2 separate regions of the Homo sapiens genome follow, and region 1 is linked to region 2. Evidence: chromatin contacts called from ENCODE Hi-C data. All regions are on one chromosome and are shown on one strand. The core of a region is the stretch at or near the end of the contact, and the rest is flanking DNA. Distances in the headings are between cores, read along the strand shown.

Region 1 (6,762 bases), core at 1,440-3,939, 1.1 Mb before region 2:
AAGAATCACCGCATACCCAACCCCCTGATAATTGTTAGGAATACTAAAGTGTGAGAACCACCGCATTATTATACAATAAAGACTATTATATTTCAATGGGCAAAAACCTGGAAAGGCCAGTAAATAAAGAAAAGAGGCCGGGTGCGGGGGCTCACACCTGTAATCCCAGAACTTCAGGAGGCCGAGGCGGGCAGATCACTTAAGGCCGGGAGTTCAGGACAAGCCTAGTCAACATGGCAAAACCCCATCTCTGCTAAAAATACAAAAATTAGCCAGGCGTGGTGGTACTCACCTGTAGTCCCAGCTACTCTGGAAGCTGAGGTATGAGAATCACTTGAACCCAGGAGGCAGAGGTTGCAATGAGCTGAGATCATACCACTGCACTCCACCGGGGTGCAGAGCAAGACCCTGACAAAAAAAGGAAGGGGAGGGGAGGGGAGGGGAGGGGAGGGGAGGGGAGAGGAGGGGAGGAGAGGGGAGGGGAGGGAAGGAAAAAAGAAAAGAGGAAAAGAGGACAGGGATCTACCATCTTACCATCTTGTCTGGCCACTGCCTGAGACACAGACATGGCTTCCGTTCTTAAGTCCCTATTAAATGTTTCTTTCTAAGAAAATTTTAAGAAAATTAAGAAAAGCAGATGAGGTGACATTGTTGAATAATATGCCTGAAGCCACCAATATATAATTTTGCTTATTTGGCAGGTTTCTCCATGGTCTCTATCCACTGCTGCCAGAACATGTGTCTTTGTCCCAGTGACAGCAAGACTGATGAAATGGCAACATATGAGGAAGCTAGTGCAGGAGAACTTCAACCAGGTTCTGCATGTTTTCATCCTATGCTTGCCATTACTCCAGGTCCATGTGTCTTCACCTCCTGACCTAGTTTTCTCACCAGCCTGGCTAACCTAGGCTACCTGTAAAAAATCGTTCATTCCAGATGGCTGGGTTTTTTCCCTCCACATGCCACCCTCCCTAGTTCCTAATTTTAATTCTAGAAAAATGTATGTTAATTACTCCAGTAATGCTGTTTTTTCCACCAAAGAATTAAGGGAAAGGGGAGAACCCATGAAGGAAGAGATGAACTCAGGTGTCTTCTTCTTGTAGCTTTCTTCTTCACAAATACTTGATAATTTTTAGTTAAAATTGAGGAACCACATCTAAGATCACTATATATATTAAGTAGTCTTTAATTTCCACATTTGTTAATGTTCTTTGGTTGCAAAGAGTGTAAAACAACTCTGGTTAATTTAGGCAAAGAGAGAAGGTTATCAGAAGGATTATAGAGCACTTCATAAAATGCAAGAGAGGAACAAAGGCTCAAAAGGACAAGAAATGGGGACACTCCAGGGCCTCAGTAGGAGTTTACACATCTTCCCATCTCTCTATCTCATCATGCCAAATGTTAATCATCAAAATGAAGAACATAGGTGGTAACTCCCAGACTAGCAGCTATGGCCAGGAAGACAAAATCACAGAGCACAGATGTGATCTCCTGGGGCTATGTCTGTATATAAACAAATAATCCTTCTGAGAAAGGAGCCATGCTTAGCCATAGCCATACAGCTACCCCCAAAGCTATCTGCTACAATCTACCCTCTGGCTGCCCAGAATACACACATGCTTGCTTACTCACATACATATCTTTCTTTACCTGTACCAAAAAAAAAACACCCATAACACATGATTCAACCAATCATCACACAATGGCAATAGAAGACAAGCAAAGTCATTTCCAGCAACTGCACTCAGAGGTGAGACATTGTCCTTCAAGTCTATGACCTCTGACTTATGTCCATTCCTTCTCAGTTATCACAACCCCATCTCAGTATTCTTCAGCCTATGAACTACATGGTGGATTTAATTGATATTTAGATTACATTATATAGCCCTGGGAGAAAGAAAAAGAAAATTTGTTTAATTCTCATGTTTAAAGGAAATGTGAGATAAATAGTATACTTAGCAGCAAATAAGGAAATACTGGGGAAGGCTACTGTCCTCCATTCTGCAAGAACGCATGAGACTGCTGCTGACATATAAAATATGTACTTTCCCTGTTTGCTCCAAGTTCTCCTGGCTTTCAGCCAACACCTCAGCTTGCCAAGCATCTTTGCCCTGATTGTATAAAGAATACAAAATCTCCAGGTGGCAATCTCAGCTGCCAATTCAATAAAACCTACTTTTTTAAAACAAACAAACAAACAAACAAAAACTCTTGCTTGAAGCAGTCCTCCATTGGGTACTAAATTCCTTAGGCTAAAAGAGTTAAGAGAACAATTTTTAAAAATTAAAGCAAAAATTCTAAGAGTGAGAGAATAAGTATAATTGTAAGAGGTGCCTTCATCCCTAGATTCTTAGGTTGTGTTTTGGCTCTGAAAGTAATAACCAATGTATTAGTCATTGTTTCTGCTCATGTTCTATATCTTACAACGTAACACTCCATATCACATCTGCTATTTTCCAAATGGCACTAGGGCAAAGTTTTCAATAGGTCATTTCAATAGCTTCATGAGGATGATTGGATATTTATACAGTAAGGCCAGTGAGTTATTAGCCTATTGCCTTACTTATCAAGTGGTGAGTTCATTGGTCAGAGGCCATATATAGAATCCTGCCGATGTGTTAGTGGTATGTAAGCAGGGAAAGCAAATCCAAGTTCAGAAAGACTATTCCAGTACTGCCACTGGATGAGTGCCACTGGATGAGTTGCTGCCACTCCATGATAAAGAAGCATTCCCAACTTAAAATAACTTTCCCACTACCAGCAGACCAAGTTCCCTAGAGGTGCAGTGACAGTCACTGCTGCTAGCAATATACAGATGCGTCTGGTAAAAGGAAATTTATGCTGTTAGGCCCAAGAATTACCTCCATTCTGGCAATAGCAGCTATTATATCCATAAGCCAAGAAACTGACTGGGAACAGAGGATGTCTGACCCCCATAGAAGAAATCACTTTGTTCTCTTGGATATTAACAAACTGATATGGTTTTGCTATGTCCCCATTGAAATCTTATCTTGAATTGTAGTTCCCATAATCCCCACCTGTCATGGGAGGCACCTTGTGGGAGGTAATTGAATCATGGGGATGGTGTTCCCCATGCTATTCTCACGATAGTAAGTTCTCACAAGATCTGATGGTTTTATAAGGGGCTTCCCCCTTTGTTCAGCTCTCATCCTTCTCCTTCCTGCCATCACGTGAAGAAGGATGTGTTTGCTTCCCCTTTAGCCATGATTGTAAGTTTCCTGAGGCCTCCCCAGCCATGTGGAATTGTGAGTAAATTAAACCTCTTTCCTTTATAAATTACCCAGTCCTGGGCACTTCTTTATAGCAGTATGAGAATGGACTAATACACAAACTCTTCTACAATAATGGCTTCTCAGTGAGGACTCACATTAACCCAGATATTTTCACACTTTGGGCCCATTTTCAATGGTGCATCAACTTTCCTTAAAACCTACTTGTCATCAGTTCTCCAATCTTGATCCTTCTAAGTCTCTGACCGTCTAATCAGACCAGGACTAAAAATGACTCATTGTGTACTCATCAGCTTTAAGCATCTCTAAAATATTGCCCTGTTCCAAGCCCCTGCCCAGTATCCCCACCATTGCCCAAGTCAATCGATCCCTCCCTCAGGGACATCTCTGACTCCCCACAATTCAGAAACCAAAGGGTTAACATCTGGCAAAACTGGACTTCAAGACTAGTTTCAGTGATAGATTCCAATTGTCTTATGTGTTAAATATTTTGAATATCACCTCTGAGCAAATCATTACCTCAGGAATTGGTGTAGATCCTGACCTCAGATAAAGTTGACAATATTTCCTTCCAGGTCAAGTAGACAATGAAATTCATGCTCAGAATCAACTATTGTGAGCATTTTCCTTCTCCACTATACTTCACAGCCACACTGAAGGACAGCAACGCTTCCTCTCATCCTGTCTGGGGCTAGCATATTGTGCAAGGCCATTTGTACACCAGGTTCAAGTTAGGTCTCTCAGTGAAGAACTCTCTCATTGGACCACTAGTCACTGGAAACTCCCATGAAGCATAGGAAGAAAAAGTAATGTAGTAGGAATACGACTGCCTGCTTGTACCGTTTATCTGTGTTTTTAGGCTTCTCCACAGGCTCAGCCTCATAGTTTTTTCTTCCTTTTCAGTTCACTCAATGTGGACTACCGTTGGGAATGCTTGACTTTGTGGCTAAGTACCTGAGACAACACTCATTCCATGTCAGGTATCAAAGTACTGAGATCATCTTACACCAGAGAGTTGGGTCTTTCAGTCTCTATCAGAGCCCAGGAACAAGTCAGGAGTCATGTTTCAAAATAAAGGGTCATCTGCTAAAGGGGTCTTCACATTTTCCCAAACACAGAAGTTCTCCTCTACGATGGCTCTTGTAGGCACTTGTCATGGATGCCATATAGCTCTCCAATGGGCTGCACACCATTTCAGCAGCACCAAATCCATTTGCTCACAAGGGCCAAAGGGCAGAGCTGCTTGCCTTGCAGCCTGAGCCAGCTGGACAGCTACTTCCCACTTTCGGCCTCACTCAAAACAGGCAGCTTTTGGCAGGTCAAGGCCACCCAGAAAAAGTCAGAGTATGACACCCAAAGGTGGCACTACTACTTCTAAAACCTAAAGAAGCCCCCCACACTATGCCTGGTAAATTTTTTAATATTTGCGAACAAATAATTCATTACCTCATATTAATTACAAACTGAATGTCCAACTTCAAAGTGCTAAAATTTCCAAATGCTGCTACTTTATATTAATCACATTTGGTGATTATTTTTCTCTTGCTTCGTTTTATTCCTGATTTAAAATTACCTTGTTTGGAAAAGAACTGGAAGTGCCTTGTCATGTCACCTTATTGCTTCTTTGAATAACATGTTAGCAAGAAGTTACAGAGTAAGACAACATCTTAAGAAGTTCAAGAAGTAAGTTAATCACTTAGCTACGTTCAGTTTTTATGTTGAGTCCATGTGCAGAACTCTGACTATTTGTAAAACTATTTAAGGACCATTCAAAAAAAATCTTAGAATCTTTAGTCCTGCTGTAAGACAAGTAAAATAAATGTTGCCCTGCCTAAGTGGGGAATCATCCTTTGCTATGTTCTTTCTTTGGAAGCCATCGTGGCAAAGATTTTAAAATGTAAATATTTATCAGGTATTTTAAAATAAATCACTTCTTTGTCCATTCTCTTTAACAAAAATCAGAAGTAAGTTAATACCTAAATTTTTATGAGCCATGTTTTAAATGGTTCTCACACAAGTTGATTCTGAGTGCACCCAAGAAGTGCTTCATCTACTTCTGCAAGTATTTATTGATCATTACAACGTGCAGGTTCTATGTGAGGCAATAGAGAAATAAGACTCAGACGACACACCATCAAGAAGTTTATAGCCCAGTGGGGGATATGAATAAGTAAGTATAAAATTACAATATATTAGGGAAGGCTTTCTAAAGGAAATGATGTCTAAGTTGAGGCCTAAAGAGAAAGGTAGGAGCCACCCAGACCAAGATGCTAGTAAATGAAGGGAAGAGAGTATATATAGGGCAGAGCAAGTTATGTGCAAAGACCCAGAAACCACAGAGAGCCTCGCATGTTTGGGTATCAAAGGCAGTTCAGTCAGGCTAGCTCTTAGAACTGGGGTGGTGGTGGTAGTGGTGGAAGAATAGAGAGGGTAATTGAAATATATGAGTGTGGCAGACACAGTTCCTTGCCTACACTACAGCCTTTCTTTCCTTTTACTGCAGACGGAACCTCAGAAAACTGGCAGGGATCCCTTGATTTAGGGACAGCTAGGAAATTAATCAAGGTAATTTTCACTTCACAGTCATGAGTCTAGAGTTGGACATGTGAGCCATTTCTGGCCAATGAGATCTAAGGATAAGTCCACCAGGGCTTCCTTCGAGGCTAAAACCAGACCCTTGATAGGAGAAAGCTTTTGCCCTCTTCTTCCCTGTCTGCAATGCTCACCTAGGTCTTAAAGACAATTTGGAGCTCCTACAACCATCTTGTGATCAAGGAAAAGATCCAAAGAATTGCAAAGAGCTGACTAAGTCACTGTCATTTAGTTGAGCTGATAAACCAACCCTGGAACTGTCTTTGTCAACACTTCTTGATATGTCAGAAAACAGGATGCTTTTATTATTTAAGTCTACTTGTCATGTGTTCTATTACTTTCAGCTAAGCACATTCCTGAGGGTTTTATAAAGACTCAATTGATAAGGCAGTTCCATCTCATGAAGGCCCTTACAAGCTATATTCTAAGGAACACCTTTTTATTTGCAGTGGCAGAAATCTATTTCTATCTGGCTTAGATAAAAGGGGTTCTTCATAAGACTGTATTGGGGTATCTCACGTGATCCGAGGAAGGGTTGGAAAACCAACTTCTGGAAGGACAGAACCACATGAATGAGAGCTTCTAATACCACCTGCAGAATATTCCCTATCTCTGGGCCTGGTGCAGTGGCTCATGCCTGTAATCCCAGAACTTAGGGAGGCCAAGGTGGATGGATCCCTGAGGTCAGGGGTTCAAGACCAGCCTGGCCAACATGGCGAAACCGCATCTCTACTAAAAATACAAAAAATTAGCCAGGCATGGTGACAGAGGCCTGTAATCCCAGCTATTCGGGAGGCTGAGGCAGGAGAATTGCTTGAACCTGGGAGGCAGTGGTTGCAGTGAGCCAAGATTGCACCACTGCACTCCAGCCTGGGCAACAAGAGAGAAATTCCATCATATATATATATGTGTGTGTGTA
Region 2 (6,124 bases), core at 3,609-6,108:
GGCAGGTGCCTGTAGTCCCAGCTACTGGGGAGGCTGAGGCAGGAGAATGGCGTGAACCCAGGAGGCAGAGCTTGCAGTGAGCTGAGATCGCGCCACTGCACTCCAGCCTGGGCGACAGAGTGAGACTCCGTCTCAAAAAAAAAAAAATCTCAGGAAGAATAGAGATAAGACTACTTTTAACACTAATTGCCTTTGAGGAGGACAACTGGGTAACTGGAGTGGGATGAAAAAAACTTACTTTTCAAACCATTTACTGTGCGTTTTTAGTCTTGTACCTCTTCTGACTTCTCCACTGCTATCACCCTGGTCTGAGCAACCTCTCTGTCTTTTAACTACTCCAACAACATTCTAACCAACTTTCCCCTTCCTTTAGCCTTTGCTTCTTTGGCCCATTTTTACCAATAGCCACAATGATCCTTTTAAAACTGAAATCAGATCACATCACTCATTTGCTCAAAACCCTCCCGTCTTCCTAATCTTAGAGAGCCAAAACCTTACAAGGATCTACCCACAATCTGCATCCTACTCCACCCCTTTCTTTCTGATCTCTTCTCCCCAGTATTTGGTGTTTTTGTAGGTCAAAAATGAACAAACAGCAGCAATTTCATAGATTGAACCTAATACTAACTGCTTGTCATTCCTCAAACGTGCCAGGGTCTTCACACTTAACTGTTCTCTGCTAAGAACACGCACCCAGGTGCTCATATGGCTCACTCTCCAACTCCTTCAGGTCTTTACTTTTCAGGAGTCTTCACTGGCCACCCTATGCTTACCCACAGCACCTATTAATATCAAATATTATTTTACTTATTCATCTTGTTTACTGTCTCTTTTCCATCTTGATCAGTGGTTCTGAAACCTGAGTCTCCATCAGAATCATTTGGAAGGCTAGTTAAATAAAGAGTTCTGGGATGGAGCCTGAAAATTTCAATTTCTAACAACTTCCCAGGTGATGATGATGCTGCAGATCCAGGGACCACATTTTTAGAACCCGTGTTTCAGAATGTAAGCTCCATGAGGACAGAGATTTTTGCCTATCCACTGTTTTATCTCCAGGACCTGGCACATAGTAAGCACTTGCTGTGGTCTGAATGTTTGTCTCCTCCAAAACTCATGTTGAACCTTAATCACCACTGTGGCAGTATTGAGAGCTGGAGTCTTTAAATGGTGACTGGGTACTAAGGGTTCAGCCCTCATGAATGGGTTATCATGGGAAAGGAACTGGTAGCTTTACAAGAAAGAAAGAAAGAAAGAAAGAGTTCTGGGCTAGCATGCTCGGCCCCCTCACCATGTGGTGCCCTGTGCTATCCTCAGGACTCTGCAGAGTCCCTACCAGCAAATGCCCTCACCAGATGTGGCCCCCTGAACCAGGACTTTTCAGCCTTCCTAACTGTAAGGAATAAATTTCTTTTCTTTATAGATTATCCAGTTTCAGATATTCTGCTAGAGGCAACAGAAAACAGATTAAGACATCACTGATATATGTAAATAAATGTAAGTGTCCCATCCTGTTTCCACTATAGCCTCTGATTCAGTCTATAATGCTAAACATTTACTGAACGATGTAAAAGATAAACCGTGCAACTGTTACAGGTTAAACTGTGTCCCCACAAAAGATAGGTTGAAGTCCTAATTCCAGTACCTCTGCACGTGACCTTATTTCAAAATAGGGTCTTTGCAGATGTAATCAAGTTAAGATGAGGTGATTAGGGTGGATCTTAATCCAATACGACTAGTATCCTTGCAAGAAGTGGAGCACACCATCTGAAGACAGAGCCACACAGGGATTATGTTGTGATAACAGAGTCACAGACTGGAGTGACATAGCTGCAAGCCAAAAAATGCTAAGGATTGGCAGTAACACAACAAGCTAAGAGGCATGGAACAGATTCTCCCCTCGAACCTTGAGAGAGCATGGCCATACCTACATCTTGATTTCAGACATCTTGCCTCCAGAACTGAGACAATAAATCTGTTGTTTTAAATCACCCAGTTTGTCGTATTTTGTTACCGCAGCCCTAGAAAATACAATGACCAAGAATGCAAATAACTATGCCAAGCTGTATTTAATTTCAAATTCTGCCTATTATCCAACATCTAGCCGTTTAAATGTGCTTTAATATACAGGTTTCCCATTCCAGAATCTCCCTAATATTGCCTCTCGTTGCCCCCAACACGCCCCTTCAATGTGCAAGGCAGCACATACTACAGGTGCTAGATAATTTATTTAGACTTTCCTTTCAGTTTCCCCCACCTTCTTATGTGCTTCCCTAAATCACAAACACCAGTTTCTTTATATATTTTTTTTCTCCCTCTTCCTATTCTCACATATTACAGATTTTGGCATATATATTCCCCTTGGACATTTGAATTAGCTGCAAAATAATTTAAGTACACATTGGAGTTCCTCTCTAACCAGATTTTAAGATAAAAGGCTAACTTCTCATTTTATGGAACAAGTCTCCTTCCCGCTCCCCACCTTTCTTCTTTTAAAAGAATGACTTAATCCCACTGAATTTGAAGTAAAAAGATTTTTGTCATACCTTTCTTTCAGCCTTGCTATAGTTTGTACATCAGCGTCTTTAATCAAATCTTAAGAAATCTTCTAAAAGAAAAGATGGTTGTATTGGGAAGCTTAAACTTTTAAGCCTATCTGAATTTAATTTCAGCATCAAGCTTTCCATTTTCTACTTAAGGTTTATTTATAGCTGCACTGTCACAAAAATTCCAATCAATGATTTTACCACACAAAGACTCTAAATTACCATGGCTTATAATGTTAAACTGCATAATGCAATTTTAATTTTAGCACAAATCAATACACAAATAGTAGCATGTGCCTAGTGACATACTTTTTCATATTTCTATTAGGTAAACAAGAACTCATTATGTGTACCCTGAAATAAATTTGTGATACAATTTTAAGAATAACTGGATATTGAATTTACTCAACGTAGTCTAGTCTTAAAAAGCATAATTATGAAAAACTTTAAATAGGAAACACAAAATATTTCTAAAATGCTTAATCCTAAGTAGGAAGATACAAAAAAATACACATTCCAGGCAAATTTGAGAGGCATTTAGTAGCTCTCCACTAATACTGAAAAATTATTCTCTTTATGAAGAATTTTAAATGAGTCATACTTTCCTTACTAAGTCATTGTTTCACTTACCATAAGGTGAAGAGTTAACTGTTTGCTAACTTGAAACTTTATATTCACTTAAACTGTACATCTATATATAAAGACTGGTAGAAAGTATAGTGTACTATATACAATATTTAGAACATACAGCATCATGGGCATTAAGCTCAACTGCCATTTACCTAAGAGGGTGAAAAGCTGTCATCTAAATACCTTCTAAAAACTCGGATTCCAACTTCCCAAACTCACACCAGAATGAAGCAACTTGAAATTATGCGCACTTTTTCCTGGCAGAGCTATGTTCTATGCCCAACTTTTAGTAAGTTAACATATTTCTCTCCCTTACACATCGGCCAATTATTCATTGATTCATTATGGTTCTAAATTTATAACTTTTAAATTCATAATGAAATCAATCCATGGTTAGCACAATAGTTTTCTATCTTAAAAAAGCGTTAAAAGGAAATACAGTAGTATGTACAATGGATATAGAGAACTAGGTTAGAAATCTTGAGAATTTTTCCAGGATGTGTGGGTTTTTTGTTGCTGATACTGTTGTTTGCTTTAAATGCGGGGTGGTGGGGGGTGGGGAGACGGTAAGGACCAGGAAAGAATAAATCCACAGCGCTAAATTATGGTCATCTTTTAAGAGTGTACGACTTACCCAAATTCAAAGCAAATGGACAACTTGTCAACACCTACTAATTCCATCACAATTTGTTGGGGAAAAATGGGGTGCAGAAGCAAAAAAAAAAAATTTAATGCCTTTCTTCCTCCTCCATGCCCCGAATGCCCCAACACACACGTATCTGCTTCACTCTGCGGCAGGGAAACTTAAAGAAATAAATCAGCTACAGACAAACCTGATGATCCAAGCTAGACCCAAGCAAGCTCCAGGCACCTCTGGAAGGAGCCCGCTCGCTGGGCGCTCAGGCGGCGCGGCAGCCGAGTGGCTCCCCGGCGAAGGTGCCCAACACCTGGGCGCCCAGTCCGGCGGGACCCACAGGTCTGCGGCGGGGCGGGGAGGGCCCGGGAGGAGGGACTGGGAGGGCCCGGCGGGGCAGGACCGCTAAGTGGTCCGGTCCGGGCGCACTGCGCGCCCCGCCGCGCCGCCAGGCAGCGCGCGAGCAGAAGAGGGGCGCGAGCGGGCACAAGGGAAGGACCCACGACGAAGAGGAGGGTACATGTCCACAAAATTGAGGCCGGGTACGCAGCCGAACGCTGTGGCAGATCGCTAAGGCTCCGGGAGCGGGAAGTCCTCGCGCCTTCCTCAGGAGCCCGGACGACCCCAGCCCGGCTTTGACCCCGAGACACCTGTTCCGCCGCGCCCGGGGTTTGGTTCCATCCTCCACGCTTCCCCACCAACCCGGAGAGGGGGGAGGGCGAGGGGAGACGAGACCTTGGACCCGTAGCCTGAGGGCGCCTCCGCCGGCCATACCTGACATCAGCTGCGGCTCCCTCTCGCCCCTCCTGGGGGGCGGAGAGGGGGACGACTTGGGACTGGTGACCTTTGCTTCTCTGGGCAGCCGCAGAAGTGGCTCGTGGCCGCTAGCCGAGGCCGCCCGCTGCCGCCCAGATTATTCCCCGGCAGCGGCAGCACAGCGGCGGCGGCCAAGGCGGGCCCAGCGCGCGCTCCCGCCCGCTCGCTCCGCCCCTCCCCGCAGCGCGTCCAGGCCGTGGCCCGCCTATGGCGCAGCCGCCACCCGAAGTCTCCTGGCGCTGACGTCTCCGCCGCCGCACCAGCCCCAGGGAAGGGCGGAGCGGGAGGGGCGGTGGGCGGGGATACGGCGACGTGAGGAAGCGGGGATTGGCTGCCGGGTGCACGCTCCGCCCTAATGCGAAGGGGTCTGGGAAGTCGGATCTTGCACGAGCAGTAGATTTTGTTGTATCCCCCTTGCGGCTTGTGTCTGCTACTCTCCGCATTTCTGATCCTGCTGTAAGGTTATGCACTAGCTTCAAGACCTTGAGCGGGACGAAAGCAGGGTAACAATAGGGAGCGAGAAAGGGGATGCTTGAAGGACCTTTGTCTGAGGTACAGGCTCTAACCCTGCAGGACTCTTGTGGCCTGTAGCCTGCTCTTAACCCGTTCATTTGTTTTTCTGTTCTCTCCCCGTGCTCTCTTTACTCAGTATCTCTCTGGGCTTAATAAAAGGAAGTAATAAGATGAAGTATGCATACGGGTGCTGGGTCATCATGTGAGAACCAGGAAGAGCTGAGAACCGAGATAATGATACCAGAAAGCTTTCTATAGGCACATTTCGTCTTTGGTTCTGTCAGCACTTCGGTTCTGTGGGGCAATGGCCGGAAGAGCTTCTTAGGGGCGTAACAAAACCTATCTCCCCTTTCGCTGGGCTCTGAATAAGGAAGTTGTCTTTGGAATAGGGGGAGGAGGCTGCCACCTGTTGAGGCAACCCCACAATAGTCATGAGGTGAGGGTAAGGTTTAGTCTTTACTGGCGTTAACCATTATCTACAAGACCACGTTCCAGAATAGGAAAGCTACCCTGCTTCCTTTAAATGCCCTATCCAAGCGGTTCTTTAGTACTCTACAGCATGGTTGTTAAAGAGTATGGGCTCTGAAATCAGACTGCCCGGGCTGGCATCTTGGTCCCTCCACCTATTGGCAAGTTACTTAGAATGCCTGAGACAAATAATAATATACATTAGTTATTGTTATTTTTCCTTTAATTTGCTTAGGTTCAGCTGTAGTGTAGTTTCTCAGGACATTGCATCAATATATCCAAAAGAATTGTGAAACATAAAGCACATGTAGTGATTCTAATACAGATGTCTCATTTTTCAGATGACAAAACTAAGGCCAGAAAGATAAACTGATAGGTCCATGTTAGAAGAGAAGTGCAGCTATCCTGATGTCCAGGTTATTGCTCTTTCCTTGGCTCATGGGTCCAGACTTCTCTGCCTTACATGATTACGTCCATTCTCTACTCCTCCCCAACTTGTATACAGTTGTTGCTCAGCCTC

Evidence for each region. Hi-C counts contacts between places; a loop is a spot of excess contacts on that map. Pooled maps may share reads with other maps.
Region 1: a pooled map shows a loop between it and region 2 (2.1-fold over the local background). The contact joins the enhancer-like site here to the promoter of C1GALT1 in region 2. A Hi-C loop is called at or near these places in 2 of 168 maps with a recorded cell type or tissue (CD4-positive, alpha-beta memory T cell and PC-9), 8 of 37 single-sample maps with no recorded cell type and 13 of 50 pooled maps.

The regions. Positions count from the first base shown.
Region 1 is chr7:8,280,098-8,286,859 of GRCh38, reverse strand. All of the region lies in intron 3 of ICA1-AS1 (ICA1 antisense RNA 1), which reads right to left. Among named protein-coding and RNA genes, the nearest start is that of ICA1-AS1, 21 kb to the right of the region's middle. Within about 2 kb of position 2,689, at least 2 of the 41 ENCODE cell types and tissues checked have a DNase peak (open chromatin) inside an H3K27ac peak, as active enhancers do.
Region 2 is chr7:7,181,278-7,187,401 of GRCh38, reverse strand. It overlaps C1GALT1 (core 1 synthase, glycoprotein-N-acetylgalactosamine 3-beta-galactosyltransferase 1), which reads right to left and starts at 4,858. Exons shown (of 4, transcript NM_020156.5): 1 at 4,582-4,858. RefSeq lists silencers at 4,069-4,288, 4,509-5,118.